2 separate regions of the Homo sapiens genome follow, and region 1 is linked to region 2. A link is a loop called in an ENCODE intact Hi-C map of the cell type or tissue named here. Cell type or tissue: endothelial cell of umbilical vein. All regions are shown on one strand. Links, peaks and the distances in the headings refer to the core of each region. The heading gives the core; the rest is flanking DNA. Region 1 has its middle 340 kb from the start of PSMD7-DT. Region 2 has its middle 70 kb from the start of PMFBP1.

Region 1 (16,377 bases), core at 4,512-12,511, 1.6 Mb before region 2:
AGTGCTTTCTGAGATTATTATGTGCGTCATTCTGTTAAGTGTTATTAAAGTCCGTCTGTCTTAGGCAGCAGAAATATCTTCGCCCTTATTTTGCTCCTGTGTTTAAAAACGGTAACTGCAGATCCCTTTCTTTCAAATGTAAGCTTTTTTGAGGTTATCTGACTGTTAATTTGTGTCCTCAAATAATGGGAATGGTGTTTTTTTTTCCCTCTTAAAATTTGATAATATTAATCCATAAACGAATTCTGGTTTATTTTTAAATATTTAATTTATAGTAAATGCTTTAGAAATGCATTTTATTTTTTAAAAAAGGAAGTAACAGAATTTGAGGTGTAGGTTTCAATCTGTAACTTCAAACAGATTTAATAGTCTTTTATTTTCTGGGCTCCAATTATTTTAAAAGTCATTGACGATTTGTTACCTTGAATGGATTGTGTAAGGTTCAGGATTAATTTGAATTTGATGAATATTACATTGAATTCCTCCCTATAGGCAGATGTATTCAGAGGTGACAGTATACAGGCATATGGATGGAAAGGAAAACTTCGCTCTAACATTTGGTCAGGGAAAGTTTGTTTATAAACTGTACATTTGGAGGGCAAATTTCCCTCAGTCAGGGGGGTACTTACTGCTTTTTGATGGGCGTGGGTGCATCAGGGTCTGGGAGTGAAAGTGACTTGCAGTGTTTAACAGGGCAGTGAAGGGGAAATTACAGATGGCTCATATTATATCTCCAGCAATTTCACTGAAACAGCAGAATTTACTTTTAAGGTTTGTAACCTCCTTTTAAGTCACAGATTTTCCCAAACCCTGTGATAATAAAATACAATCTACTTTACGGAATGCTTTTATTATTATTCAGTAGCCCTTCTCCCATCACCTTTTTTTGTTACTGTTTTTGAACAGTTTGGTGGGAGCATCTTTAGACCCCTGGAGGCTGATCCACGGAAAAATGAAACAAACAAAAAGAAGTAGATCATCACACTTTCTTAGAAAACACCACTTCCCCTTTTCAGAGATTCAGTGAGATCTAGAAAGGCTCATTTTGATACTTCTAATAGAATTATATAAGTATAATGCACAGCTGGGATAAGCTCAGCCATCCACAGCGCAGCTAGTTTTTGAACATTTAATTTTATATTTGAATAATTCTCCAGATCGGGCTATAATCATGAATGTCATATAAAAAGTTTTTTAAAAATAAATTACATTATTTCACAGATGTGCAAATACTTCTGAGAAAAAAATTACATTGATCAGTTTTTAATACCCCCCTGTCTCACCCTTCAGTCAAAGGGAAAAATAGGTTTTTTTCCCATCTTTGTCTTCAGAAAGGTGCTAGATTGTAAACATCTGAAGGAAATGAAAGGGGGTTGGCCAGTCCACCCCAAACTCTTTCCAGATTTTCAATCCTTTCAGCAGCAGACTTCAGTTTTCAGAAAAGAGGGAGGGTCTGGGTGGGGGGAAAGAAAGGGGATGTCTCTGTTTATTATTAAAATTTAAAGCGAAAAGCATTGCTATAACTGGCTAATTTTGAATCTACCAAGTTAGAGGGCTTGAACAACAGGAGGCAACATTTAGGTAATGTGTATTATGCTGATTTGGAAAAGATAAGGCATTTGCAGCTAATTAAGTTCTAATTCTGGGAAGAGGACAATAAACAATAGATGACTATCATTACTTTTATTGTTTCTGAAACAATAGCATGTGGATATTTAATTCAAAAACTATTCAGATAAACAGGGTCATTTTTACTTAGGCAGAAAGATTCTTATTCTTTGTAGAGTGTTTCTGAAGCATAGTCTATTTATTACAGTTTAAATAAAGGCATTTCGGAATGTCTGTGTTTTGCGAATAAAGACTCTGAAAGCCACCACTGAAGCTGTCAACCGTGGTCATTTCGGGAATAGTCATCTGTGGTTGGAAACACCACTGGTACTCAGGGCTGAATGAACAAAGTGCTTTTGAATCCAAAACAAACAATTTAATTAAAAGTCTAAACTGCATGATTTTTCCATGTTTCTTTTGTTAACAGCTCCAACCAAGTCATATGGCATGGCCTCCACACTCCTGTAAGATTTGGGTATTTGATATGTTGTCTTAAAGATATCCTGAAAGTGGAAAAAATTGCATTAGCATTTAGTCCATGGATAATAATTTGGTTAAGCTACAGTTTTTCAGGACTTCTTTATTGGCCCACATAACCAATTTTTTTTTTAACCAAAACACTGAGCATAATATACAAAAATAAAACAAGGTGTTGTATTCAGATCAGTAGGTACAAAATCATAATTGCCCCTTTGTCTTCCAGAAACCATACAGGCCTGATACACAATGAGAAAAATAATCTAAAATGTTGGGTTTATTTTCAATATGCGAGTAGTATAAAAATATGCAAGCTCTGATCACAGTGTGCTGGAAACTACTTCACAAAAATGTGTAACGAAAGCTGTTACTCTATGTGTGGTTCACGTATTGGGACAGCTGTGACAGCCTGGTACAGTTTAACACTTGTTCAATTATAAGAAAAAGAAGGGAACTTGATTTAGATAAGAATCTCAAATAATCCTTGAAATTTCCAAAGTAACTTCTCCTTCTGATCAAAATTGTAGCTTTCTCCAAGTTTCTCCCCTTCTCTTTTCCTATATTTTGTGTCCTACTCACTTATGGAGACCTTGGCAGTAAGAGGCACCCTTGACTTGACCACCTCATCCTTCTAACCTTTGCTTATCTTTAGTTCTCACAGGGGCTGGGTTATAGCTATGTGCAAATTATTTCATATTTTAGGTGTCTTTTTTATAAAAATATTCACTTAGGAAATCCCTAAGGAATCATCTAGTAGCTGGCCACACTTTTCCAAAACATGTCTGTTTGTTTTCAGGTGATTTTTACCGCGCCTTTCTGGCAGATGTATTTTTGTACACGGAAGAAAGGCTGATACTGAGGTTGGTAGCAAACCTTAAGTTCTGAGAATGTGTGCACATGTCATTGTTGTCTGTAGCAACTGATTGATGTGGTTGCATTGTGCGTGTGTGTGATTGTATGTATATATCATGTCCACATTATAAATACATATTCATATACACACACACACACACACACACACACACATATATATGGCTTATGTGCTACTGTGTTTATGCACCAGCTAAACTCATTCCTGGAGTAACAGAATACACAGAGAACATAGGCTGCCAGACGTCAAATTCCTTTTGTTTAGCTGAACTTTGTATTTTCTAAGCTGAGTTGTTTCTGCAGTTTGTTATGTATGTAGAGTTTCATGTGTTAATACTGCATATTTTGAATGACATATTAATAATGTTTTCTTGATGTTCTAAAAAGTCAGCATCTTAATGTCATTCTGAAATTGCCCACCTTAAAAAAAGAAAAACAACAACCAAAAAACCACAAATATCCCAGCCTTAAGCTAATAGAAATCATGTAGTTTTTTTTTTGATGTGAAAGACTATTTTTTTTTTTAAAAAGCTTGACTAAAAATAATAATCTCAGGCATTTCAAAAAAACCCAAATCCCCAGTGTTTATAACCAAGGCCCACTGGTAGACAGCAGGGACAAGTATGTTTGCATCAAGGGAACAAATGACCCACAAGCTTCCTCTTGCAAAGTTGCCTGTTTTGGCTTCATGATTCCCATTAACTTTACATTATTTAAGTCTTTGAAAGTGGATGGAATAAACAAAATGCTGAACTTTTTTTGAGTAGTTGTTTCGGGACACTTGGCACCCAAGAAGCTTAAAAAAAAGGTCTGTCCATTAAGAATCTGGCTGGAAAGGGGAAAATGGGTGAAAGCTATCTTTTTTCATTCAATCGTGGTTGATGTGGGTAATTTAAAGTAGGATCCTGGAATTTCCAGACCCTGGCTCTATCTTCTAAGTCATTTCTGTACCTGGAATAAAATGTTGCTGTAGAAATTATTGACATAATAGTCCCCATGAGGACTCAGAGCCATCAAAGTGAAATCTCACAATAAATTCAGAGGCCACCTGGAGAACCGCGGTTAAAGAGCTTTTTAGAGATGGGAAAAAAAAAACTTTAAAAGCTTAATTCTTCTTAAATATAAGTTCACTGATCATGTTTCTGTACCACTTTCCTAGAGTTTAGTTCTTTACTTTTAGCTTTGTTAAATAATCCTTTAAAGCTTTTTTGACAGCAAAAATGCTGCATTTTGTATAGATGACATCACTAGTCCAACTCCAGCCACACTGAAAGCCAAGAGGTTACCAAGCAATAAACCTCAGTCGGGATTTCTGCGTGTCTCGGGGCATAAAAGCCTTAAAACGTGAGGTGGGTCTTACTGATCTGTGGGACAAACAGTCCTACTGTAATACCAGAAACATTATTGATCAGTTTGGGGGGAACATTTTTTTAAAAGCTAATTAGTCTTTGCCGAGTGGAATTACTAATGCCGTTTTACACTTAGCACTTAGCGGTGCTTTTCATCTTCAAAGTGCTTTGAAAACATTAACTAATTAATCATTAGCTAATTTAGCAACTGACGATAAAAGTTAAGAGACTAAGAGACGGCAGACTCCACGAGCGTTTTCTGCACAGAAATCCCTCTATATGAAGCAAAGGCAGGGAAACTGGAGGGGAGCTGCGGGGCAGGTCACCAGGTGCTAGCAATTTTAGGGGACACTGCTCAGGTAATATCTGCAGAGAACAGAAAGAAAATCCTTTAGATACACACTCTTGGACAATCTTAACAGATAATAGCCAGCTTCTTTTTTAACTTTATATATACATACGCACACACACATATATATCCCATCTCCATCTAAAATGTATATGTGTATGTATACACACACACACACATATAGCACCAACTAAGTAGTGGGAACCCTAGCAAATATCCAGAATATATCAAGATGCTGACAGTTAAAAGTGTGGTTAATAACATCAATATTTCCTAAACAGATAAAAATGGAACAGTGAAGCTATAGACACTTTCTCTTTGGACTCCAAGGGCCTGCTTAGAGTAGCAGTAACCATGGGCAGAGTGGGGGGGGGGGGCAGAGAGAGAGAGAGAGAGAGAGAGAGTGTGTGTGTGTGTGTGTGTGAGTGTGATCATTACCAGCAAACCTTCAAACCTTCCTGGGTCCAATACGACATAATCCATGAATTCTGCCCTGGAAATCAACTTAGTTTAGGTAAACCTGATGCAGAAACATAAGAGAATTCTCCTGCATGTCGTGACAGACCGAATTCTTTCCAGTGGGGCTTGTCTGCTCCGCACTGCAGCCCCATCCATTATGTGAAAATGGTTCCTTGTTTCTCTGAGATATCAGCGGACCGCACAAGCTGAGTTTCTTTAAAAATACAGAGACAGTTCATCTATAGACTTATTCTGAATGAGTGAGTATGTGTGGTCCAGCTCATTTAAAGAAAGAAACACTCCACAAAAGCCACCAGTCTTATAGAAGGTGCTACCAGGGACTGCATATTTGAAGAGCGGATGTAGTACTTTGTATTCAGTTCCTTCCCAATGCCACATACCCTTTGCCTGTGACATGGAAAAGTAAGATTTCAGAATATTAGAAAATGTCAAGTGTTAAAAATGTGTTCATACTCTTCTCGCCTATATCATCAAAGGGTTGGTAAATAAGGGGTGCAGAGACATGTCGTTTACATTTTTCAAGGTATTTTGGAAAGATTACTATCCGACTGAAAACTTTTCACCAAGCAAACTTTGATATTCTTGGTAGATGTTAAAAAGCAACAGAAATAAATAGACCAGGCACATCTAATACAGTAGATCAGTTACTGCAAAATTATTTTGTGTTCTGTTGGAGACATTTAAATGGAGACTGCACACACCTTCTGGGATGAGACTTGAGAGATTTTACTCTTAGATAGAAGCATTTCAGGTTAATACAGAGCTACACTGCTCTAAGCCTGAACTTCACTACAATTTTAACTTCACTAGCCCTCTTGAATATAAGGCCTGTGTCTCCCCAGACTCTAACTTCTTTTCTTACTTTTATCCCAATCTCATCTTTTCTTACAGAGTGATAATTTTTAAAAGCTCCACATTGAAGTTGCAAATTACGTCAAATCCTGAAATTAAAATGTTGTACTTTCCTGTTCAGATTTCCTGTTATAGGGAAAAAAAGAGTTCTCATTTAAAGATGACCTATTTTTCAGTTTATTATTTGCCTTTGAATAGTGAAGCCCCTTAATTTAAACACTTTGAATAAAATAGCTCCGCAGCCCTCTCTCCCATCCCCCATCTAAACCTCTCTGCCTGCCGGAAGATTTCATTTTGATGGCAAAATTTTTCCCTTGCTTTTTGGGGCAAATCTGACAGCGACCTTCCATGAGCCAACCTCTTCCTTTTGTTTCCTCCGGAGAACTTTCAAGGGAGGCCTTTGGAAAGGTCAGGAATGCTCATCAGCCCTGAAGTAATGGAACGTGTAGAATGGAGATTGTTACTCTCCCATTCACGCCGATTCCACCATGTTCTTAGTTCCTTTAAAAATGTTGTTTCACACACCACCATGAATCAAAGCCAGATAGAGACTGGTGAGAACTAATGTATATAAAATTGAAATTAGGATCCTATAACAGTTGTTATCAGTAGGGTGTAATTTTGCCCCCCTCCTTCCCCAGGGGACATCTAACAATGTCTGGAGACCTTGTTGATTGCTTTAACTGTGTGTGTGTGTGTGGGTGCGCCAGTGGCAAGTAGTGGGTAGAAGCCAGGGACACTGCTCACCATCCTACAGTAATTATCTGGCCCCAAATGTCAACACTGTGGAGGCTGAGAATCCCCGCTGTTTACTTACACTTATACCTATACATGGAAAATATTGGCAGCAGCTTTTAGGCAGGAACTTACTCTCTTTTTGCTAGTACTAGTGAAAACAAATTCTTATTTAATTACAGTGATAGTCCCTTCTTGCTTCTTAACTATTGCCTGCCTTAACTGGAATTGCTTCATCTAGAGAGTGGAAAATGGTGACCCTACCTCCTTCCCATTTCTCATTTTAAAAATCACAGGGCGAACCAACCAGAATGAAAGGGAAGCGTGCAAATGAGCAAAGGACATGCCGGTGGAAATGTGGGAATGGCTTACAAAACCTCGGTGAATTCTTATTCTTAAAAGGGACCTTAGATTCTCCATCCCATACCGCATAAGAACATATAAAAAGAGACTTTGTGCTTATGAAGCCGGGGGCTTGATCTGTGTCTGCTTTTTTTTTTTTTTTTCTCCACCTGCTCCTGACCACGATGGTAGTCTTTCCTATTGTGATTTTAGGTATTAAAAAAGAAAAAAAAAACCTTTTGCAGAGCAAATGCTAACACAAACTGCTTGCGAAAAATCACAAGCTAGAGATTGCAGAAAAGGACCCCAAGGTCGCTCGCTGCTGGTGATTATTTTTCTGGGTGTTGTTAACTTGGTCCTCAAGAGAAGTTGGAAGAAGCTAAAAAAGAGAGGCTTTCGCTGGAAATTAAGAAGCAAAATGCTGGGAGGAGATCTCAGAGGAAGAACATAATGATCTATAATAGGAACTGATGTTTCCACAACTATATATATATATATATATATATATCTTATCTTTTTTGAACAGTGAAGGATGTAGGACTGGATGTCTTTCCAGTTACATCTATCAGCCTTTTAAACTAGCTCTGCTGTTTCAAGTGACGTTGAACTTCACTTTTCCAGTAGATGGCATTGTAGTCTGTCCAGTGGAGAAGAGCTTCCTTGAACCAATAAGACTTAATTTTTTTTTCTTCTGAGCAGCTTCCTTGATAATGTCCCCCCTCCCTCTTGCATTAAATACTAGCTTGAGGTTATAAATAACAATCTTGTTTTCGCTAGTTACCTGTAACTCTCAAAAGATTTGACTTAAGAAAAAGAAAAAAAAAGAAACAGTAGATAATTTAATATCCCTATATCAAATGAAAAAAATATAGACTAGATCTGGGAGTATGGCATATGGATAAAATATGCAACTGTTTCAAAATGAGAGCTGATTCTGGTCTTCCTAAGTCTACTTTTCCTATTAATCCATTATGCTTATACCATTTTAGTGTCGTTGTGAAGAGAAGGCTTAAAAAAGTTTTACTCTGTGTCAAAGATTTTTCAGATACAATAGGTTCTTCTTGGCTGAACCCCTAACAAACTTTGCATCTTCTTTATTAACTGTTTTCAAACTCTCTTTATAAAAAGTAATCACCTCTCGGTTTCATGTATATTACCTGTGGGATGAACAATTGCATAATTTTTGGTGAATTATAAATATGATTTTCATGATATTCTGTTTCCTTCATTTAAAACCATTAAACCTAAAAATAATAGCACCAATCGATTGAACCAGCAAGAGTTGTCATTGCTTGATGTTAGAAAAAGGTGCCAATATGTATTTTATTATTATTACTATTATTTTGCTTAGTATTAAATGAGGGTCCCTCACTTTAAGTAGTCAGAATATTACACTGGGTTTCAACCAAAAAGAGAAATGATGGTATGGAGAAGATATATATATGTATATATATTTCTAAAAATCTCATGATGAAGCTTTCTCTGTTAAATATCTTTTTTAAATAAAGAGATTGGATATGTTAACCATTAGAATCAAAATGGATTTTCTTTTTTGGGGGGAGTTGAACTTTGAAGATGAAATCACCATGTTTGTGTATGTCTTTGTGTGTGTTTTAATAGAATCTGAGTTGTCCCTGAAGAATCCTTTTTATCTGTGAGGCTTCCATGTTCTCTTTTTAAAAATATTTTGCTAAAACTTTAATTTTTTTCCTCCGAACAAAATCCTCTTTCCACTGAATATAATCTATATTTCCCTGATAGTCATTTGGTAATAATATTTGACTTCCATTTATCAATACTGTTTCTTTCTATTATTTTTAATCACAAGATTATGAGCTGTGTATTTAGTTATTATTTAAGCTAAATGGTGTCTTTGGCTGTTAGCTCAAAAAGATAATGTCCCAATATCAGGATTAAGTTTTCATCTGTATCAACTGGCTTAAAAATACCCAACTTGATTCCTTTTGAATTAACTGAGTCTTATTTTATTATATTTTTTCAATATCACCAATCACCATAGTAACCACTAGCTGTCAGTTCAGCTTCTGACATTTTTCTCATTTGGTAAGATTTCAGAATTGCCATCCTCCCTGCCAACATGTCATGAACAAGAAAAAAAAATTGCATGAAGAATCTAATGGGTGTCTGGTCTGATTGTCCTCATTTGTGGCAGGAAAGACAAAAACTGATGAATTGTGAAATGTATTCAGAGGGTTCAAGGAAGCAAGTGCCTGGGACCCCCCCCCGACCTAACCCCCCGAACCCAACCATCTCGTTTCTTTTTGTTATGCTTGATGCACCATACATGCTTATTGTGACACTTGGGTTTGTAGAAATTTAAGATTAACAATTTTTACATTCACCCTGCTGATCTCTCTCCCTTACCTTGTTGTTGTTGTTTTTTTTTTTTGAAAGTCATCATTAAAAATAAAGTTACCAGGGCTCGTATTTAGCATGATTTCTCACTCGTATCATAGATTTTTTAGTAAGTCCAAATTGGCTTCACAATATTTAAGATGTGCTTGCAAATGTACAACTCTGCGTGGGAGCCAGATGTGGACCGTGAACCCACACGGTGGGTTTTGTGTCTGTGTGTGAAGGTGGTGGAGAAAGGACATTAGACCCATTTGAAAAAAGAAACAAAGCTCATTCTAGACCTCTTCTAGGGGGTTGTTTTACATGGTTAAGAAAAGTAAGAGAAATGCAGTCTTTTCTAGTTCTTTCCAGCATTCTGGTTTAACAAATGAGTAGGGAAAAAAGCCTATGCTAATGAATTCCTACCCCACATATCCAACTGGGGAGTTGATTAAAGGAACTATTTCTATACTCAAGTATTTTCTCCCTTTTGGTTTCCAGACTTATTTTAGCAAAAAGCAAAAAAAGAAAAGTGATAATGTACTTTAGCTAATGTAAACATACAAATTATTGAATATATGTTACTGATAGGATACACACATATACCCCATATGTGGATCTTATCACTGACACTTAGGCATGACATTTAATATGCATGTGGTCTGAATACAAGTAAATGTATTAAATATATTAGCCTGTGTCTGCATGCATACAGATGGTCATCGTGTTAACATACTCTTTAGCTGCCTAGGTGTACATGGGTGTGGTAAAACTTACGTGTTTTTCCAGAGGTTTTGTTTTTGAGCTAGATCAGTCTTAGAGGATATTTTTTTCATGACTGTCTACAAATTCAGACTCAGCAGCAGGAACTCATTCCAGAAACATAAACCTGATTTGATAAGCAGCTGCAGAATTCAGTGCCTCTTTACTAACGGGTGGACAACCCCAGGATCACGCATGCAGGGATTGGGATGTTTCCATTTCATGTTTCATACGCTGTGGCTTTAGCTCCTTTTAAAAAATTCAGACACTGGACGGTTTGGGGTCGTGTTGTAGAATTTATTGCAGATTTTTATGTACCAGTGTATTTAAATATTACTATGGCTAAGAAGGAATGGAAAGGCCCAGTGAAAAATATCTCCATTAAGGACCAAAGTCTCTTAATTTAAAAAGCAAAATCATGTGTATATATTTGATGCCATTTATATGAATATTAAAATATTTAATGTTCGGTGTAGGTGGATTGATAACATGGTTTTGTCATTGATGATTAATGGTGTGCCAGAAATATACATGCGTAACTGCATACATATGTATCTGGCTATCAGATGTGTGTAAAATAAGCAATCCGGTTCATCATGCTTTTGTTATTTGATTCTTTTTAAATTTAAGCACTTTGGAGAAACCAAATGAATAATGCCAGAATGTTTGCTGCTATTATTATGAACAAATATAACCCTTGAGAAATAACTAGAAAATTGATATCGAATCTCAGGGTATATTTCAAACACATATTTGGAAGTGGAAAAATAGGAAGTATTTTTTGAATACTGGTAAATAAATTTACCTCATAAAAGAAAAAAGCCAGAAAAATATAAATCTTTTAATAAGAAATAATAATATTTTTATATGCTGTATTTTAGAATGAACGGTGTAAACAGAATATACTTTAATGCCTTTATGCTTGATAAGATTTATAACAATAATCAGCAAAACCTTGTAACTGTGTTTGCACCTTACGTGCCTTGAAGCCATTGGATCTTGCAGTTAATTGTATAAATTCCATACACTATGGGAAATCATGATGTATCATTTATATTCAGCATGTGTCATGTGTATAAATATTAAAATATATTAGCCAAAAATGGCTGATTATTCCTCAGACATTTTGCGATAAATCTTATCTTTTTATGGGTTGGGTGAGGGAAACTAAATATTTTATGTTATTTGGAAATACTCCTTAAACAACCTAGATTTATTATTAACATTTTAAACATTTATAACTGCCTTAATGTATTCAGAGTCTTAGCTCACTTAACAGCTATATACCCGGGAAAAGTTCTTTCTGTATGCAGCATGTACTAGCAGTTGAGACTTCACCGTTCTTCAATGTAGTGAATATACAACTGCCTCTGTTGCCAACTGTATGTATATAAAATACCCATTTGTGGATATGTTCAGAGTTATATGCCATTGCTATTGCAGACCAAGATAGGAATAGCATAGTATTTGTGTGCCCAGGGATGTTTTGAAATCTATATCATTGTAATCCTCATCTTTATAAAAATTCTTTAATCTACCCTAAACAGAAAGGCAGGATAATATGTGAATTTTTGTATGTGAATATTCAGTTTTCTTTTCACTGTGTACTTGAGATATTTTTTAAACGTGGGTGGTGTATATTCAAACACAAACAGGTAAGTCAAATATACAAAGGTTTGATGTAATAGCAAATGTAAAAAATTAGGGTGTTACATATTTATTGAGACTGATAGAGAGGCATAATGAATAAACAAACACAGGATTGAACTGTTTTACAAATGTATTTGGCAACTGCCCGTAGCAGTGAGTGTGTACATTTAGAGGGGAGGAAATGTCAGAACAGAGTCTTGTAAATACATGCAGCTGGAAAGAATAAAATAAAAAATGATGACTAGTGCTGACAGGCAGACTTGGGGTGTATGATATACTTTGTTCATTTGATTCTTAGAACTCAGTCGGGGGTTAAATTGGAATCCAGACATCAAAGAATTCTTCCACCAGACCCAAATTTTGCCCGTATAATTTTTTTTCTTACAGTTGTCATAATTTTAGCTAATTTCACAGTGCAATAAATTTTTACCGTTTGAAGTCTTTTTTCTTCCTAAATATGCACACAGTATGTATATAATATATCTTATGTGAACTCCCCACACACTTGATACTGGGTACACCTACACTTAAAAATGATAGGCACACACATATGTAGATTACATATGTGCCTATAATATGAATGTTCACAGACAGAGGAAGAAATGGCGTAGGCAGCTATTGCATTCATCTGACCCTAATCCTGAGATATTGAAGAGAAAAGGCTGACTGTTTTCAGTAGCAATACCTTTGTTTCTTTTTTTTTTCTTCTTACTTTTTTTTCCTCTCCTGACTGTTGTGTCTGAAAATGTTGGAGGCATGTGGTGCTGCAAATTTGGAGCTTTTGCAGATTTCTGTATGATTTTTATCTGAAGGTCAGGGCTGAGGAAATACATCAGGTGGGGATGTTTGCCGTTTGCCATTTAGCCTTCCTCCTCTTATCAGATTATTTAGTCACGTGAGCCACAAACAGGGAACTCCTCTAAAGAGAGAGTAAAAATCAACATTATTTGATTCATATGCATTTTTTTCCTTTCTAAAGAGTCATAGCACAATTTCCATGTATATTTAACTTTCAACATTCCTTAGGTTTGTAGGCTTATGATTATGATGCCATCTACCATTTGCATTTCTCAAATAAAAATGTTAAAGGTAAATATGTTTTTTTTCTCTGTAAAAAGTAAAAACAGTGATAAATCACATCCATAAGGGAATGTGTCATTTCTGAGCCATTGGTGTGAGCTCACTATACTTCGTTTTAGCTTAATATGCCACTTAGGATAAAGAAACACATAAAATGAGTGGGAGGATTTTCTCTATTTGTGTTTTCCATGGATCTAAGAGTCTTGTTTTGTAGTTGATGAACTTGTTGCTTTTCAAATGAGATTTGCTGCTGCACACTTGGCTAATTTGGTCACCACCACCCACTACCACCCACCACCCACTACCACCCACCACCACCCACCACCCACCACCACCACCATCCACCGCCACCCAACCACCCACTACCACCCACCACCACCCACCACCCACTACCACCCACCACCACCCACCATCCACCACCACCCACCACCCACCACCACCCACCACCCACCACCACCCACCACCACCACCATCCACCGCCACCACTACCACCCACCACCCACTACCACCCACCACCCACCACCACCACCATCCGCCACCACCCACCGCCACCACCATCCACCACCACCGCCACTCACCACCCGCCACCCACCACCCACCCGCCACCTGCCACCACCCGCCACCATCCACCACCCACCACCACCCACCACCATCCACCACCCGCCACCACCCACCACCCACCACCATCCACTGCCACCCACTGCCACCACCCACCACCCACCACCACCCACCACCTGCCACCCACCCGCCACCCGCCACCACCCACCACCATCCACCACCCACCACCACCCACCACCCACCACCATCCACCGCCACCCACCGCCATCCACCAGCTACCACCACCACCAACCCCCGCCACCACCACCAGAGTAGCTAACCAAGTTATGGTTTCCATTCCATGAAATTAACCTTGTTTATGGAAGCCCCACATGGAGAGAGAGTTTCATACCATGAAAGGTGTGAATTAAGTTTTTTAAAGATAACTGTCCGACAATTCATGTACTATTCAGAGGGCATGCAGAGCCAAGGAAAATGAGCTTTGTTTCCTGATATTAAGAAAGGATCACCTGGCCTGGCAGTGGCTCATGCCTGTAATCCCAGCAATTTGGGAGGCTGAGGCAGGCTGGTCACTTGAGGCCAGGAGTTCAAGACCAGCCTGGCCAACATGGTGAAACCCCGTGTCTACTAGAAATAAATAATAATAATAAGTTAACTGGGCATGGTGGCAGGCACCTGTAATCCCAGCTACTGGGGAGGCTAAGAGCCTGGGAGGTGGAGGCTGCAGTGAGCCAAGATCACGCCACTGTGCTCCAGCCTGGGCAACAAAATGAGACTGTCTCAAAGAAAAAAAAAAAACAGGGATGTCCTCTCTTTTATATGGGGAGTGATTGGAGGACAGCAGCCATATTGGAGAATAAGCAGCATTCAGAATAAGTGTTGGTCATGGCTTTTGGGAACCAATTGCGGAATGCCTATTGGCTTTCGAGATTATTGGGTCACTAATTAGGGTTCACATTCCATCCAATCATTCACTTACAATTCAAAATGTGAATATTGATCGCAAAACTGGGTGTACAATCTTACAGTTAGACCTATAAAAAATACTCGGTGACCTTCATTATGGTGAACCTGCCAATTTTCATAAGTACAATTACTCTTCAAAATAATTTTCAGGGAGTATGTCTCATTGGGAATTATTAAGAGGAAGCCCAGTTTCATTTCCATAAGCATCTATATAGTTCAGGTGGCTCTGTGTCTGCTTGTTGCTTTTCAAGGTGATTATTTATTTTGTTAGCAAGTCTAACTATGGTCTCACTATGAAACAACTACCACCAGAGGTATCTAATAGGAACTTCATTTTTTTTTTAAAGAGGGATTGATGAGAGACTGCCATAAGCTTTGTTATGCTGGCCTTTGCAAAAGATAAACATTTGCTTTCCATCTTGATGTCATCTTTTCAGGTTATTATTTGGTCACTAATTTATTTCACCATTAGCAAATTATGGGAGATGACTGCTTGGATGCATTCAAAGCACCAAGGGGCTGTGGTCCTGTGGCTATTTCAGGCAAAGTCATAAGCACACACACTCTCTCTCTCTCTCTCTCTTTTTTTTTTTATTGTCCTCCCAGGGAGCAAAATTTGAACTTAATATTCCATGAAATAAGCCATTGTAATCACGTTGGGTTAATAGAAGAAGTAAAATTGCCTCTCCTCTCACAAGACATTAGAGCAAGGCTGCGTTATTAAAGTTTTCTTGCGGACAGGCGGTTTAAAATATATCCTCAGTGGCTGACGCAAGTCGTTTCAGTGTGGATGACAGCTTTTCAGATCTTAATAGCCTGCTCATTCCTGGTGCACAACTTTCCAGCATTTCTTGCTTTCCAGTCAGGGTGTGACATGAGGGCTAAAATCCAGTGTAATTGAGCACCATGTGCTGTGCCAACCTTGACCCCCTAAGTAGCTTTATGTAAATTTGTGTCAATAAGTAAACAATTACAACTTGTAAACACTATTGATTTGGGATACCTATTCTCATCCGTCTGACCCACGAAAGTCTCTTGCATGGCTTCCTTGCAATCTACAGCTCCCTGGTACATACGATATGGTCATGAGAGTCTAGCAGGGGTATTGGTTTGTGAATTGTTGAGTCAATGCAAAACACGATTCAGATTAAAAAAATTGCCCATTGAGTCATTGTTGGTTTTATGGTGATCTAAATATAAGGAAAGGTTTTAAGAAGAAAGTGGGGAGGTATTTATGTGTCTTTCCTCCACCCACGCCTGAGTTGCTGCCTGATACCTGCTGATGTTCGTGCTCAGATATAGCTAATACAGGGAGAGCAGGTGCTGCCCGCCGGGCCCCACAACAAACTTCAACACTTCCACAGTCCTGAATTGACTTTGAACTTAATTTGAATTGGGGAATAGAACTCAGAATGCACTTTCCTCTGAGTGACTTTTTGAGCACAGAGAAGGAAGAGGAGTGTGCTCTCAGACGCTTTGCAAATGCCATTTTCCTAGTCAAGTCTTGTCCAAGAAATAAAGAATAATGGGCACTTGTCTGGCTATTCCTCAGTTCCTTAAAAAAAGGGGGATTTGTTTTGAGCGTTGACGTGGACTAGTGTGAAGCCGCTTTGGCTTTTTCCTCCTTCCGCCCTCGTTTTGGTTTCTCTCTCCTTGAGTCTTGTCTCTCCTCCGTAGGACTGAACAGATGCATGGCACACATGTGGGGCGGACGCTTCGTGATTCCCAGGATTGGCTGCAGGCAATGCTTTGTTACTGCCATTGCCTTTGGCTTGCTAGTTGAGATGGAATATGTAACTTGGATGGCTTGTCTAATGCCCAGTGGTACGGGGGAGATTCTCTCGAGGTCCCTGAATTGCACACAATGCAAACAGCAAACCTTGATTGTATGTAAATTGATTATGAGGGACCTATCTTTCTTTATCCCTAAAGATGACATATAAC
Region 2 (16,377 bases), core at 3,354-11,353:
GTTAAAAATAAAATGGTGTTCATATTTTAAATATGTCCATTTACTCCATTTTTCTAAGCATTCCTTTCTAAGATTCCAACAACTATTGATTGATGCATGATTTCTTTCTTTTTTTTTTTTTTTTTTTTTTTTGCGATGGAGTCTCGCTGTGTCACCCAGGCTGGAGTGCAGTGGTGTGATCTTGGCTCAGTGCAACCTCTGCCTCCCGGGTTCAAACGATTCTCCTGCCTGAGCCTCCTGAGCAACTGGGACTACAGGTGCCCGCCACCACGCCCAGGTATTTTTTTTTTTTGTATTTTTAGTAGAGACGGGGTTTCACCATGTCAGCCAGGATGGTCTCAATCTCCTGACCTCGTAATTCACCTGCCTAAGCCTCTCAACGTGTTGGGATTACAGGCGTGAGACACTGCACCCGGCCTGATGCATGATTTCTTTCCCCCGAACTCAGACATCAGATCAAGGTCACTGTTATCTTCCCAAGAACGTGTAAAGTGCCTGACATACAGTAGGTGCCAGTAAATAATTATTGAATGAAAGAATAAACATATCAAAATGGTATCTACTTTTTAAAGGTTAAAAAAAACTAACAAATTTTTCTTTACAATTTGAGAAAAAAATTCTTGTTTCCTGGAGAGCTAATGAAAGGAAACACACATTCACACATACAATACTTTTTTTTTTTTTCAAACTTTGGGGAATGGATCCATAGTAAATACTCCTCCCCATACATTCGCCTGCTTCACGATTTTTTATTTTTTAATATATTATCAAAAGTCCTGAGGTGACATCTCAACTTCTTCTCTACTCAACTTACAGGCAGAGAAAACAAAAGCTCAGCTGGAAGACACTGAAATGGAGGCACCTACTTTCAAGCCCAGACTTTAAGAGAGGTAAACCACATATCTAATCCTTCTTAATAGATTCCAGAAAGAACATCGATGAAACTTCTCTTGATCTTTTTTTTTTTCTTACACAAATTTAATACTTTGATCGCTTACAACCAAAAAGCAGTATTTAAAGAAACAGCACAGGTCACTTTTATTATATACAGCTCTGTTAGCAAGATACTACCTTGAGTAGCTGTTTAAAGGGATCACACTTCAAAAGGTAATTGACCTAAATTCTTCCTGCTCTGCACTCGGTGAGTCTTCCCCATGTGCAGCCCTCCCATGGATCTCACACATGGAAGAGATACAGTGAGGTCCTGGGGAGCATGAGAATCTAGGTCACTGTGATTAAAACTAATTCAAACATTATTTTAATGGCTGTGTTTAGTTTGCTGAAAATTCTCAACTTCATTGGGCGCCTAAAAGCTGACAGCCCCACTCTGGAATGAACCAGAAGTTGATTTATGGAGAAGAACACTCTAAAATGATCACACCTGTTCTGATCCCATCTGGTTGGGATATGCTGAAATGGAATTATGTGTTTCTACTTTCAAAGTATTTGTTTTGGTCTGAATCATTAACAAAATTATAAAACACACAAATCTCAAAGAAGAAACTGTGCTCTGGCCAGTTGTCCTATGAGTAGCCTAATACTACCTAATTTCTTTTGTTCATCTCAAAGAGATTTTTTTTTGGCAGATATTCACTGATTCAGTCACATTCTCTGGTAATTTTCCTATCCCAGGTCCATATCATTGCTTTGCCCCAATGATATAAAGTGTTTTAACTTGTAAGTTTAAGCGACAGCTGGTAGTCATATTCTTAGGATAATTGTTCAATTGGTTAAAGTTCTTTAGAACTTACTGGAACACTGATTTAAAGTTTTAAGTGTCCAACACACTTCCTAGTTGTAGAAATCCTGTCAGCGCCAACTAATCATTGTTCCAAACAACTTTGGAACAAAACAAAATCAACAAACATCTTTGGTACACGATCTTCCTGGAGTGTTTTTATGGCTTTCTCCCATTATTTTGGAAAATAATATTGTTGCTATCACTTTAGAACACTTCCAGAAGCCGACTTGGCCTTGAAGTTCTGACTCATTTATAAGACCATGTGTTACAAATCACAGCTTTCTGTTCGATACTTGGCAGACCGAGGCAGATGTTTGGTTGGAAAAATTGTTCTGTTACCTGAAGTAGTGTGTTAGCAAAGAAAAATCTGCAAACCAAATTTCTAACTAATATTCATGTTTCTGATATGTGTCATCATATGAGTAAGTGTCCTCCTTGTGTGTTCCCCAAACAAAAACATAGCCATTGCCCTTTAAATTCTAAAATTAAACAGGATAAAAATAAAGAGATATACATAAAATCTCTGATACATAAAAAGGGAAATGGCTGGGGAAAGGAAACAAAAATTAAGCTCTTTGTATCCCAAGATTATATGAATATGAGCAAAAACCCATATGAAGTCACTTAATAATGAGGTCAAGAATGCCGAATAATTTAACATACCCTTGGATCCTGATTTGTGATTGTCCAAAACTAATATTTCACAAGCCACATTGCACCTTGTCACTGAATCCTATTTCACCCTCAAGATAATGTCCAAGTATTAATGGACCCAATTTGGTGGAAATTACCTAATTGGCTGCAGTCACTTCAACTTGAATGTGACATTTTGGGATGTTCTGTAGTCACAAGGATAAGTTAGAAGCTTGGGCAGCAGACTTGCTCTTTGTGATAATTGTAGCTGAAGCTTGTGTTATCACTGAAGCTTATTATTTTGCAAGTTGTACACTCAGCTTTTTGTAAAAATTGTACTCTAAGGAAAAATCCCTGAGGATGCTGCTTTTCTCTCCTGGTTTTTCTAAAACCTCCAGATGAAAATGACCAAAGAAAATGCTCTGTGATTGCATTTAAGCACACTTAACTACATGCCACCTTATAAAATATCTTAGTATCATGCATTAGACAGAGATCCTTAAGTCTCTGTGTTCTTTACCTTGTGTGATTATTCAGTTAACTAAATTACTGCTAGCAAATGGCATTAATGAAGGGCATTCCTTCTATCCTGGGGAAATTGTGTACCTCTTCATCGGACAGGTAAATGGGGAGTAAGAAGTCAGCTTCCTGCTTTCATCGTCGCCTGCCCCATTTTGTGTCAGAGCATTTTGCTTGTGAAAACAGTAAGCTCATTCCTGAACAGTAGGAGGGTATCAAACAGTGGGCATCTTTCTCTTGTTAGTAAAACTTTTTATTTCTATACTGCTTTATAGTTTCAGGAGGATATTCCTTCCCTCTCTCCCTCTCTTTCTTCCTTCCTTGTATATTTAGAGTAAATAAGATGGTCCATGCCCTTTGCTAGGCACTGAAGATAAAAAGAGAAATAAATATAGTCTCTGCCCTCAATAAGCTTCCTCGTTAAGAAGGGGAGAGAGAATAATAACCAGTCAATCATTATCCTATACAGCGAGCGTTCTAACCATGTGTACTACAGGAAATACTGAGAAGACAGGAAGCCTCACAGAGAAAGTAACCTTGTGGCCAGATCTTGAAAGATGAACAGGTGTTTACAGCTGGAGAAAGAGGAGTGATGAGAGGGGACTGGGGAAGTTGTCACCTCAAGCAGAAGGGACAGCAGGTGTGAGGACATTAAGGCACGAAATACGTGACTGAAATGGCAGGTGAGGCCAGATCACAAAGGACCTATGTGCCTTGTCCAGGTGTCTGGAATTTGTCATATGGCGCTTTCATTTCAGCTGTTCCTCACAGTAGCCTGAGGAGTCTGATGTTATCCAACAGCAAACCAGTGTCCTGAGAAATAGAGGACCTAGGCTGTAGTAGGATTCTGCCACCTACTACCACTTGTCAACTTGAGGCAAGTCACCAGGCCTCTTTGAGCTTAGAACACACATCACCTATTTATCACTTCTCTATGCAACAGTAATTTAATATTAATGCTATTGTCCTTTCAGCAACTGTCTGTTACCATATACTGTTAATGTACTTTTCTTAGGCACTGGGTGCTATTAGCCGATGAGAGTGAATCTGGCAAACTGTAATCTCCTCCCTCCCCAGTGCGCATAATGCACCATTCTGCAACCACTCTTACCCAATGAGTATGCTCCCACACTATCCAGAGTAGACTGTCTTTTGCAGTGGTGGTGTTTATTCTGCCATGATCTCTCTTTCTGCCATTTATTTTTGTCCCGAGAAGCAGTTTTGATCCATAATGGCTAACAAAAGATGGTCAAGCACTGGTGCTGGAGCAAAGAAATAGAGAGTGTCATGCTGGGTGTTCAAATACAAGTGTAATATCAGCTCAAGTGAAGTTCAAGGAAATGGTTGGAGAGAGAGAGTGAAGGAGAGAGAGAGGGAGAAGCCATCAGCAGAGAGTTAAAGAGCAGTGGCAGTGTGACTTGGGAAGGGCACCGTACAGACCGGGGCATCCTGGGAGCACTGCACTACACCTGTGACAGCAGGCTGGGAGAAAATTTGGCTGGAGAGAAGCCATGAACTCGGGGAACCTGGAGGGAACAGATTAGCCATCGTCAGCCATTGCCATGATTCTGAAAACATGTCTCTGTAGGGTCTGTGTTTTCAGGACCATATGCAGCACGAATTCAGGCAGTGCACCCTTTTCTGAAAAGAGTGCAACCCCTGTGCAAACCATGGGGAATTCATGGTTTACTAAACTACAGCGTTTAAGAGCATGGGCTCTGTAGCCAGGCCATCTGGGTTTGAAGCCCAGCTTTACCATTTACCAGCTGTACCACCTTGGATATTGAACCTCACGGCATCTCAGTTCCCCCACCTGTAAAATGGAAGTAGCAGTACTATCTACCAACCAGGGTAGTTGAGATAATAGAATACTTGTAAAGTGCTTAGAATAGTGCCTAGCACATGTTAAATGCTCAAAAATATTAGTTATAATTGTTTTTATTATTATAACTGCTGTTATTGTTATTTAGTTTTCTGTCTATAAAATGAGGAGAATTGATTAAATAATCCCTGAGATCCCCCCCAGTGCTAACATTACCTGAACTCATTAATCCCTTTAGCCCTAGGAGAAAACTGCAACTCTGAGGAATTGACTGCCCCCACCAGGATTACACGGGGAGTAAGGAGTAAATGCAAAACTGGAACTGGAACCCAAGTCAGTTGCCCGACTCTCATGCCCCCCATGCTCTCTTGCGTGCCCAAAACTGACCAGAGCATCACGCAGCGGGGCCCCTTGCTCCCTAACCTCTTGCACCCTTGGAGTGGCAGAGTTTCAGGCCAGCTCTGGTTTTTGTTTTGTTTTTTAACCCCTTCCATTCTTCTGTGAATCAAGAAGGGAAGTGGCTAGCCTGGGGAGTGAAAGGGATTTGTTGCACTGGAAGAAATAAAATTTAGCCTAACTTTAATAAACTAAAGAATATTTCTCCCAGCATTTACAGCTCAAGCATCTTCTGTTGGTCCCCATACCAGTAGGAGATTTGGTCATCCTTTTGGAGAAAGTGAAAGGATTTTCCACCCAGTTTTGGAGGAAAAGAAATCTTTAGATGTGGCCCTTTGTCTTAACCACCCATTGCTCTTGTTTTATGTGGCTGGAATCTCAGTCATACTTGTTTCCTTTCTGGTGCAATTATGGCAATTCTTCAAGGACCCAGTAGAACCTGAGAAAGCAGGGAGAGGGGAGAAGAAGGAGAGGGGACGTATTTTCAACAAACTGACCTATCCTTTATCCTTTAGTGTCAATTTTGGCAATATTTGCATCTATATTCTTTTCTACACATTTACAACCCACTTACACATAACAGGGACTCTGGTCTCTAGCTACTGGGAATGAAGCTTTCCTCTTTTGTTTATTATCTCTCTTTTTTTTCTTGTCTGTGTCCATTTCAATATTAGAATAATCATTACCCTCAATAGCTAAAATATCTGTGCAGGGTTTGTTTTTTTAATAAGTATTTTTCATTTGACTGAACCGATTTCATCAAAGGAGGTTAATGTGATCACTTTAATTTGCAAAATGCCTTCCTCTTTTTATTTCTTCTGCATTTGATTTTGAGCACACGTTTAATTGTTTTTGAGGGTTTGTGTTTCAGCCTCAGCTGGACATGCAGAATAGGCTCTAGACAGTCTCAGAATTTCATTATGACCAAGGAACCACTATTCTATAAACACTGAAAATTGGAAATTATCTCTAGAGCTGTTTGTTAACGAAGTCGAAGGCTAACCTTTAGGGCTCATTAAAATTCCACTGATGAAAACTCTCGTGCAGGTCAGTCCCTCTTTCAGGAATCTATCCCTGTGTTACGAGTGCTGGTGTGCGGAAATCAGTCTGGACCCTCCCCTTTGCCCTCCCCTTTAATCTCTTGGTCTGGTTTAGGCAGAGATCTTTAAAGCTTATAGATTCTCTTTCTCCCTACTCAGAGTATGTGTTGTGAATCCAAACAAACATGAGTAGGTCTCTGAATGTGTAACTGTGACTGAGCCACTTGGACTGGCAGTCCTGCTGAATCTCCCTTCCTCCATCAATAAAGGAACAGAGTTATTGATACTGGGGATAATTAAGAGGGGCAAAAAGAGGGGTACATTTTCTGTACCTGACAGTAGAAATAAACATGGAGGCAGAGGCAAGAAATGACAAATCTCCAATTTACACCAGTATACAAGTACACTGCACAATTGGTGGAATGCAATGAGTTGTTTTAATGAATCTATTTGCAAATGACAGTTAAAATACAGCCATTCTTTTCCAGAGATCCCTGCATGGTGACAGTGGCCACTCTCCTGTCCTGCTGGCAGATGAAACCTCCCAAATCCTCCCAAAGTGCTGCAGCATCCACGTGCAGAAGGGTATTTGCATTCACTTGGTGCCTCATTGTAAGGAAGGACACCATTGACAGCACATAACATCACTATTATTATTGCTAAACAGATGGAAAATAATTGTTTATGGAATTTGTGTTTTAATCGCATTAATGTCTTTGGCAGGAAGATCCACCTAAGTACACAATTCAAAGCCTGCCTTTGATCTGGGCCCCTTGGGGGCATTTTCCATGACTGATAAAATGCTCCTCTGAGTTCATAGGCAAATGATGAAAATGATAAAAAGACAAAAGTCAGGCACCAACCTCCCATTTGGATATTTTGTCTCCTTGGAGAATCACAAGCTCACCAGGCTTGCAGTCATGCTGACGATACAACACATCTCACCCTGTTATACCCACCCAGGGCTCAATATGAACGCCTTCGTCGCTCTCCTCCCTTCTTTTCCAGTTCCCTCCTCCCCTTTGCACACAAACACACACATGCTTGATGCAAGAATTCATGTGCTCTCTCTTTTCAAAGATTCTTACTGCCTTTTTATATGGGCCAGTTTAGATGCTTATAAAGTATTTCTCAATAATAGCCCTTACACATATTTTCCCCTTTCATCCATCACGCATTTCTTGGTTAGCATTATATTGTGACAAGATAGAAATCAAAAGCATTGCTTTTAATGAAAATGAACGTTCTAGTTCGGAAACAGTTTGTCTTCTAAATATTCTGCCATAAATCAGGCTGAGTGCAGTGTAATCAAGACCAAACCCTGAAAACTTGACAATTTCCCTCTTACCAAGACCCAAAGGACAGAAGCTAATGTAGAAATTTTGATAGCTAGTGAAAAAGAAAAGGTTCTATAGATTTTTGTCTCACAAGCACAATCCCCATCTTTTCTTCTCCTGAGAAGGTTAATTAGATACTTTCCTTTACTCTTAGAATAAAGAGAACTAAGGAGGTTTTAAATTCATAAATGTATTTTTTTGTTTATTTGTTTGGTGTATTTTTCCCTCTCATTCTTTCTCCTCTGCAGAACACAACTAGTAAATGATTGGATCTTTGACAGAACAAAGGTATTTTTGATGGGCTCTGTAATCTAGTGCGCTAATGCGCCCAGTCCCCTCATTGTCTTGCTGTCTGATCCCATCCCTTCTGCCAGACAGTCACTGCGGGATGAGTCACTTTTAATGTCTGATAATCAAGGTGAATTTTCAAAAAGCTGCCATTTTGGAATTATGCACTATATCACGGTGTCAGGGAGGAGAAGAGAAGGAAGGATGAAGGGAAGGCTAAGATAGACACCTACTGCACATTGAGAGAACTGCAGGACACAACCAGCACCGTGCCAGACAAGATGTGTCCGGAGGGTCCAAGTCGATCAAGGCATACATAATGAGAAGGAGACTATGTTAATTATAAATTAAAAATAACTTCTATGATAATGAAGATTATATGCACAGGAGGAAATGTCTTAGTTAAAACAGACTGGAGGGATGCAATTAAACACCAGCCATTTGGGGGTATGAATTCTGTACCTACTGAATATATTGTGGTCCATTAAATAACCTAATACAAACTTACATTTGAAAAAGAATAGAAGTGAACTGTGGCTGTCTCCATGGATGCTGAATTGTCTGCCATCCTTATTTAAAGCAACACAAGCGAAGGGATGTTACTTAGTAGATGAAAACAGCCTTCCTTCAACTAGGGAGACTGGTTATTTCTGGAATCATTTAAAGAACTGAACCCACCCCCATGAAGTAGAGAGGGAGATACTGGAAACCCTCGGTAAACAAAGGCCAATCAAATATTCTTGCAAGGCTTTGGCTGTTCAAATATATGGCAGTCAGTGTCTTCTCTAAGGTAATTAACTGAACCCACTGTTAGGTATGATGGCTTTGAAATTTTTTTAATTATTGGCATTATATTAAATAGTAGGGTAGCTGAAGGAAAATGACATAATATGAGAATAGCCTGCTACTTTTGTTTATTATTCAGAGAAGTGAACACCTATAAATAGAACCAGGATGTTTTGACTAGGGAAATGCTATCCTCATTACAGCTGGGAGATGCTGGAGTGATTTAAAGCCAAAGCTTCAAAGCTTTGTCCTGCTGTATAAAAGCATGAGGGTTTTCATGGCTGTTTCAGTGGTCGGTGAGAGCCTGCAGGTGCTTTATCTGTCCTGGAGGAGGGAGGAGAGCCATTTCTGAGAGTGCTATTTTGTAACCATGATGAGTACTTACATATTCCTCCAAGAGGTATTTAAATACCTACATATCTTCTTTAACATAAGTTATGTTTACAGATTATTACACCTTCATATTGTCTACCAAGGTTAAGTAGTCCCTCCTCCCCTTAACCCCCTCCACCTGCACCTTTGCCACTCTCTCTCTCTCTCTCTTGCACGCTCTCCCTGTCTCTCTCTCTCTCTCTCTCACACACACACCACCCAACACACAATTGCAAAATAAGGAAAGATAACAGAGTTACTGTGTTACTACTGTCATATTTACATATAAAAAGATTCAAAATATGAAGAATATTTGAGATGGAAAGGACCCCTTAGAGATCTTTTGGTACAGCCCTAATTGTACTGACATAACAGAGAAGTGACTTGTCCTAGGACACTCAGCCGGAGAACAGCAGATGCCAGGCTGGCATGCTTTCTGCCACAGCATGCTGTCTTCCCATTAAAAGAATTAAGCCTCTACAGCTTGGCTGCACCATGATTCAAGCACAGATGTCACAATGAAAAAATAAAAACCTAAGGAAGAGATAAGAATCATATGCACTTTCAACCATGATACAAAGGAATAAAATAGAATATGGTATGAAATTAAGGAAACCAAAATGCTAACGAACATCTATCTTAACAAAATGATCTGCCTAGTCAGGAATTCTATTAGAAGGCAGAATTGTCCTACTTTTAGTAGAGACGTTTGGAATTAGCCAAGAAAGCAAGCGCTGCTTGCAAAAATCACAATGCTTTATTTCTGTCTATATATTTTCATCTGAAACATTAGAATAATTTGGTCATATTCAAGTATGTAGTCGTTGAGATTCTGACTAAGCTCTGCAAACTAGTAACCATGTTAAGTTACTAGAAAGAAACCAGCATTTCCTTTTATTCCTGTAGAATCTAGGTCTTTAGCAGGTACAGCCTCCTTGTTCTCTGCGCCACAGTCTACCTGATATGACCTGTTAGGTATTTTTGCATCTATAACTTGTATTTACCTCCTGATATGTCCTCCCTCCTATTGGACTAATCTCTAGCTGAAATGTTCTGTGCATTTTTATTAAAATATTTCCCTGGTGCTTAAGGAACCTGAGGTTCTGGGTAAGAAACCCCTAAACCCTCGAGTATATCTCCTATTTTAATATTAAACCTCATGGGTTTTCTTCACAAACACCTAATGACAACAGGAACATTCTTTTTTTTTTTTTTTTCTTTTTTTTTTTTTTTGTACATGGAGTCTCTCTCTGTCACCAGGCTGGAGTGCAGTGGTGCAATCTTGGCTCACTGCAACCTCCGCCTCCTGGGTTTAAGCGATTCTCGTGCCTCCCGAGTAGCTGGGATTACAGGCACATGCCACCACACCCAGCTAATTTTTGTATCTTTAGTAGAGACGGGGTTTCACCATGTTGGCCAGGATGGTCTCGATCTCCTGACCTTGTGATCCACCCGCCTCGGCCTCCCAAAGTGCTGGGATTAGAGGTGCAAGCCACTGCGCCCAGCCAACAGGAACATTCTTGGAGGCACTAGATGATAGTAATGATAAACCAGACATGATTGTAAACCAAATAGGACCTCTCAGTAGCTGTACTTTTCCTTCTAAAAAAGGTTTAAAGAAAGGCCCACACTAGGAATTAAACGGTAAAAAAGAAAATGCATATAAATTGAGAATGTGTTTTATTTAGCATCGCAGAGAATTTTGGGGTAGATAAAGGAATGGATCAAAAGATTATGTATCATGTAAAAAGCCTTAACAAAATATGTGGTGATCAACAGACAATGGAAGGGTTACAAAAGAACAAACTGATTCCTTCAAGTCTCAAAACAAATGGCCTTTCATAGTCTTCCTGATCCTACTTTTTGCTTCTGAGGAAGAAAAAATTGAAGAATATATGTGTGGCTGGTGGGGTAAACATGGAAACATGTTATCGTTGTTTTTGCTTAGAGAGCCATCAGGAGTCTTAATGAGATTTCAGTTTCAATGGTACTATTAGGAAAAAAGTTTCTCAATCTCAGCACTAATAACATTTGGGGCTAGACAATTCTTGTTTTGATTTTTTCCTTACTTTTTGCAAAATCCCTTTTCCTGTTTTTTTGTTTTTTTGGGTATATTTTATTATGCAGCACCCTCTTCATAGAATTGACAGGATAATTATTTGCTGAGGGGAGGCAGAGGAGGGGCTGTCCTATGCATTTTAGGATGTTTAGCACCATCCCTGGCCCCTACCCACTAGATGTCAGTAACGCCCACCCCACCAAGCTGTGACAATTAAAATGTCTCTAGACATTGCTCCATGGGGAGCAAGATCACCTCTGGTTGAAAACCACTAGACTAGAGTGAATGGTTGTTATTTTAGAAAATAGGCTTGGTTGTCCCATGTTTTGGAGACAATCTTTATCTATGCAATAAAGCCTGTGTTTCTGAAAATATGCTCAAAACATAGCAGGTACTTTATGGTTCCTGATATTGCCTGTGAATAGGTCCTTCCACAGAAGTCTGAAAGCTCAAGATATATAATTAAGTCTAAAGGGAAGCATGTTTCAAAAAGAAGTGAGCAATTGATTACTGACATATAGACTATAAGGAACTTAAACAAATTTACAAGAAAAAAATCCCATTAAAAAGTGGGCAAAGGACGTGAACAGGCACTTTTCAAAAGAAGGCATACATGCATACATGCAGCCAACAATTACATGATAAAAAGTCAACATTGCTGATCATTAGAGAAATGCAAATCAAAACCACAGTGAGATACCATTTCACACCAGTCAGAATGCCTATTATTAAAAAGTCAAAAAATAACAGATGCTGGCAAGGTTGTGGAGAAAAAGGAACACTATACCCTGTTGGTGGAAGTGTAAATTAGTTCAACCATTGTGGAAAGCAGTATGGCAACTCCTCAAAGACCTAAAAACAGAACCACCATTCAACTTTGCAATCCCATTACTGGGTATATACCCAAAGGAATATATATAAATCATTCTATCACAAAGACACATGCACACATATGTTCATTGCAGCACTATCCACAATAGCAAAGACATGGCATCAACTTAAATGTCCATCAATGATAGACTGGATAAACAAAATGTGATACATATACACCATAGAATACTATGCAGCCATAAAAAAGAATGAGATTGTGTCCTTTGCAGGAGCATGGATGGAGCTAGAGGCCATTATCCTTAGGAAACTAATACAGGAACAGAAAACCAAATACCACATGTTCTCACTTATAAGTGGGATCTAAATGATGAGAACACATGGACACATAGAGGGGAACAATAAACACTGGGGCCTATTAGAGGGTGGAGGGTGAGAGGAGGGAGAGGATCAGGAAAAATAACTAAGGAGTAGTAGGCTTCATACCTGGGTGACAAAATAATCTGTAGAACAAACCCCCATAACACAAGTTTACCTATACAACAAACCTGCACATGTACCCCTAAATTTAAAATGAAAGTTTTTTTAAAAAAAAGACATATAGAGTTGGCTAGGATCAAGTAGATACAAAACGACATTTTTGTAAGAGATTTAATGCCAAAAAAATTTTTTAAAAAGAAATTGAAGACCTAAATAAATGGAAAGACATCCCATGGTCGTGGATTAGAACACTTCATCTTGTTAAGATTTCAACCCTCCTCCAAAGAGCCAGCACCTAGAATTTTTTTTTAATGTGACTATTTGAGACAAAGATGGCCTGGAACCCCCAGTCTTCTATGGAAAGCAGGCCAAACCCTAGTGGAAAGCATTTTTTTCAGTGCCTTTCTTAGATATGGCCAAGGAGGATAATGAGAAGAAATTACCTCCCTGAGCTATGGACAGCAGCAATATAGGAAGCTTTCCCCAGAGAGCAGAACCAGAACCTAACCAAATAACGTTCCTCCTATCTCTAGGGGTCTCTTCCCATGTCATCCCACAAAGAATTTAGAGTTGGCTGTGAATCAGTGTCTGCTCAATGATTTTCCTTCTTTCTCCTTCTAAGCGGGAGTATTTATGGTAGTTACCCTGTCCCTCTCCCACTACATGTTGGGCATGTGGGAACAGGTAACTTGGCTTTAGTTCATAAATCTGGATCAAGAGGAGTCATGTGAGATCCAGTGTTTTGAGTTTGAAATGTGATTGAATAAGACTTTGGGACTTCTTTAGAGAAGTGATGAAAGTATTTTGCATATAAAAGGGGGGAACAAATATTTATTACTAAAAGAGCCAAGTGTGGTAGATTTTATTACTCTTCTCAATTATTTGCTCCCCTTTCCTGTGAAAGTACTATACATATCACTTATTTTCATTTTATTTTCAGCACCTATCCATATGAGATGACTGTCTCTTTGACATCAAGCTTGGTAAGACTTTCTTTTGCCAGTGAAATGTGGATATAAGTGAGGTGTACAACTTGCCAGCAGAAGCTTACACAGCCATGTTATGGTTTGATCATCGTTTTGTTTTGTTTTGTTTTTCCCCCAAAGTGGGGGTTTCAGTCACTTTGTCCAACTGAAAACATTTAGTGGGTACTGCCAAATCAATTCAGAGATTACAGCAGAAGGAATGATGGCCTTAATCTTGATCATGTCTTGGGTGTGGGGCTTTTAAAAAAAATGAGCCTTATTACTAAAGGCATTTCTCAATTTTATCTTTTGCTGGTTGGAAATTAAAAATAGTTACATTTTTCAATCCCACTTACAAACTAGCAAGTTCCTTTGAGCTCTCTCTTTCTTGTAGTACCTTGTTAAATGTAGCGAACAGAAACTAAGACACACTAGTAACATTTTGTTTCCTATCCTCTTCACTTAAGTTTACAAGTTCATTAAGTACATGATCTGCCTTCCTGGAAAAACCAGACTTAAACAATGCAACTTTTGAATTCAAAAACAGAGAAATAGCAGAATAAGCATTTGACAAAATCTAATACCCATTCATGATAAAAACAGTCAACAAACTAGGAATAGTAGAAAAATTCCTCAACCCAAAAAAACAGCATTTACAAAAACCCCAAAATTAATATCGTATTTAGTGGTGAAAGACTAAATGCATTCCCCCTAAGATCAGGAACAAGAGAAAACATCTACTCTCATCATTTCTATTCAGCCTTGTATTGGAGATCTAGTGATGATAATGAGGCAAGAAAAACAATTAAAAGCTTCCAGATTGGAAAGGAAGAAGGGATACTCACTTTGTTTTTAGATGGCATGATCTTGAATGTAGAAAATCTTAAGCAATCCATATAAAAGCAACTCTTACAACTAGTGAACAAGTTCAGCAGTGTTGCACGACACAAGATCAATAGGCAAAAAATCAATTGTATTTCTATACAGTAGCAATAAACAATCCAAAAATGAAATTAAGAAAACAATTCCATTTATAATAGTATTTTTTTTAAACTTGGGAATAAATTTAATAAAAGAGGTTCAAGACTTGTAACTGAAAACTGCAAATCATTTTGAAAGAAATTAAAGACCTAAATAAATGGTCATGGATTGGAAGACAGCTGTCAAGATGACCGTATTTCCCAAAGTGATCTACAGATTCAACACAATCCCTATCAAAATCCCAGGTGCTTGATTTCAGAAATTGATATGCTGATACTAATATGCATACAGAAATGCAAAAAAAAAAAAAAGAATGGCCAAAACAGTGATGAAAAATAGGATTGTTAGAGACCTCTCACTTTCTTATTTCCAAACTACTACAAAGTTATAGTAATTAAGACAGTGTGGTAATGGCATAAAGATAGAAAATAGTAGATAAATGAAATAGAATTGAGAATCCAGAAGTGTCCCCTTATGTTATAGTCAATTGATTTTCAAAAGTTGTGGTATGACAATTCAATGAGGAAAGAATAGTCTGATCAACAAATGGGGCTGGAAAAACTGGATATTCATGTGCAAAAGGTACACCATACACAAAAATTAACTCAAAATCGATCATAGACATAAATGTAAGAAATAAAACTATAAAAATCTCAGAAGAAAACATAGGAGCAAATCCTGACCCTGGGTTAGGCAATGGTTTCTTAGTTATGACACCAAAAGCATGAGCAACAAAAGAAAAATAGACAAATTGGACATCAAAATTAAAAACTTTTGTGCTTCAAAGTACGCCATCAAGAAGGTGAAAGTACAACCCACAGAATGGGATAAAATATTTGCAAATAATCTATCTGATAAATAACTTGTATCCAGAGTACATGAAGAACTATTACGACTCAACAATAAAAAGACAAGTAATTCAATTTTTAAATGGGCAAAGGACTTGAATAAAAATTTATCCAGTGAAGATATCCAAATGGTCAATAAGCACATAAAAACATGCTCAGTATCATTAGTCATTAGGGAAATAAAAATCAAAACAACAAAGTTGTCAGTGGGTCAGTTCAGGTTCTTGACTTCATGACACAAAGTCATGAGAGTGAGTTCAAAGTAAAATAGGCAAAGAAGTTTATTGCAAAGCAAAAGTACACTTGATAGCAGGCTGCTCGAGAATAAGACAGCCCCATGTGACACTGGGGAAATTCCCTTTATAGGAAGCTTATATAATTATTCGTAAGAGGGTGGGGTTGGACGTTGCTGTTAAGCATGTTGCAGGTAGTCTCCTGGGTGCACATGCCAGTTGCTGTACGTGCTGTGTACATCACATGTCTCATTAGCATCTTAATTCTCTAACCAAGGGTGTGTTTTTTACTATCATAATGAGAATAGGTCAACTCGGGGACACTAATCCTGAGTTTCTGTGTTTGTACGAATTTGGGGATTGTCCCTTCTGCTCATTGTCCTCCTTGCTGCAGGCTGTTTTAATCACAAGTCCCAGATAGTTTGTGCACTGTCGGATGATTTGTTCTCTCCATCTGTTTGGCAAGTTTGTTCCCCTTTAAGGGAAGCTATGACAACAAATGCTGGTTAAGAGAACCTTCATACATTGCTGGTGGGATTCTAAAATGGTGCAGTCACTTTGGAAAATAGTGTAACACTTTCTCAACATGTTAAATATATAGGGACCAAATGACCAGTAATTCCACTCCTAGGTTTAAAACCAGGAAAATTGAAAACATATGTCCACACAAGAACTTGCACAGGAAACCTCATAGCAAAATTATTTATAGTAGCCAAAAGTGGAAAAAGCCCAAATGTCAATCAACTGATGAACAGACAAAATATGGTTTGCCCATACAATGGAATATTATTTGGCCATCAAAAAGAATGAAATACTGACACCTGTTAACAACATGGATAAGCCTTGAAAACATCATGCTAAGTGAAAGAAGCCAGACACAAAAGCCACATATTGTATGATTCCCATGATGTGAAATGTTTAGCATAGGCATATCCATGGAGGTAGAAAATAAAGTAATGGTTTCCAGGGGCTGAGGGAAGGAGGGAATGACGAATGACTGCCGATAGGTATAAGATTTCTTTAGGGGTGATAAAAATATTCTAAAGTCA

Evidence for each region. A loop is a pair of places that touch in the nucleus more often than their neighbours do. Peaks named below come from ENCODE experiments on the same cell type or tissue, not always from the same donor. Only the 100,000 strongest peaks of a DNase experiment are listed, where the experiment ranks them.
Region 1: a loop joins it to region 2, with 27 times the contacts of the local background. A loop is called at or near these places in 7 of 110 quality-filtered maps.

Annotation. Positions count from the first base shown.
Region 1 is chr16:73,870,134-73,886,510 of GRCh38, reverse strand. It overlaps a transcript of ZFHX3 not described here. Among named protein-coding and RNA genes, the nearest start is that of PSMD7-DT, 340 kb to the left of the region's middle. RefSeq lists a silencer at 7,567-7,861. In endothelial cell of umbilical vein, for the core only: no CTCF peak of the experiment used is centred there; a DNase peak (open chromatin) is centred at 7,690.
Region 2 is chr16:72,233,676-72,250,052 of GRCh38, reverse strand. It overlaps a transcript of PMFBP1 not described here. Among named protein-coding and RNA genes, the nearest start is that of PMFBP1, 70 kb to the right of the region's middle. In endothelial cell of umbilical vein, for the core only: a CTCF peak has its summit at 8,005; a DNase peak (open chromatin) is centred at 7,972.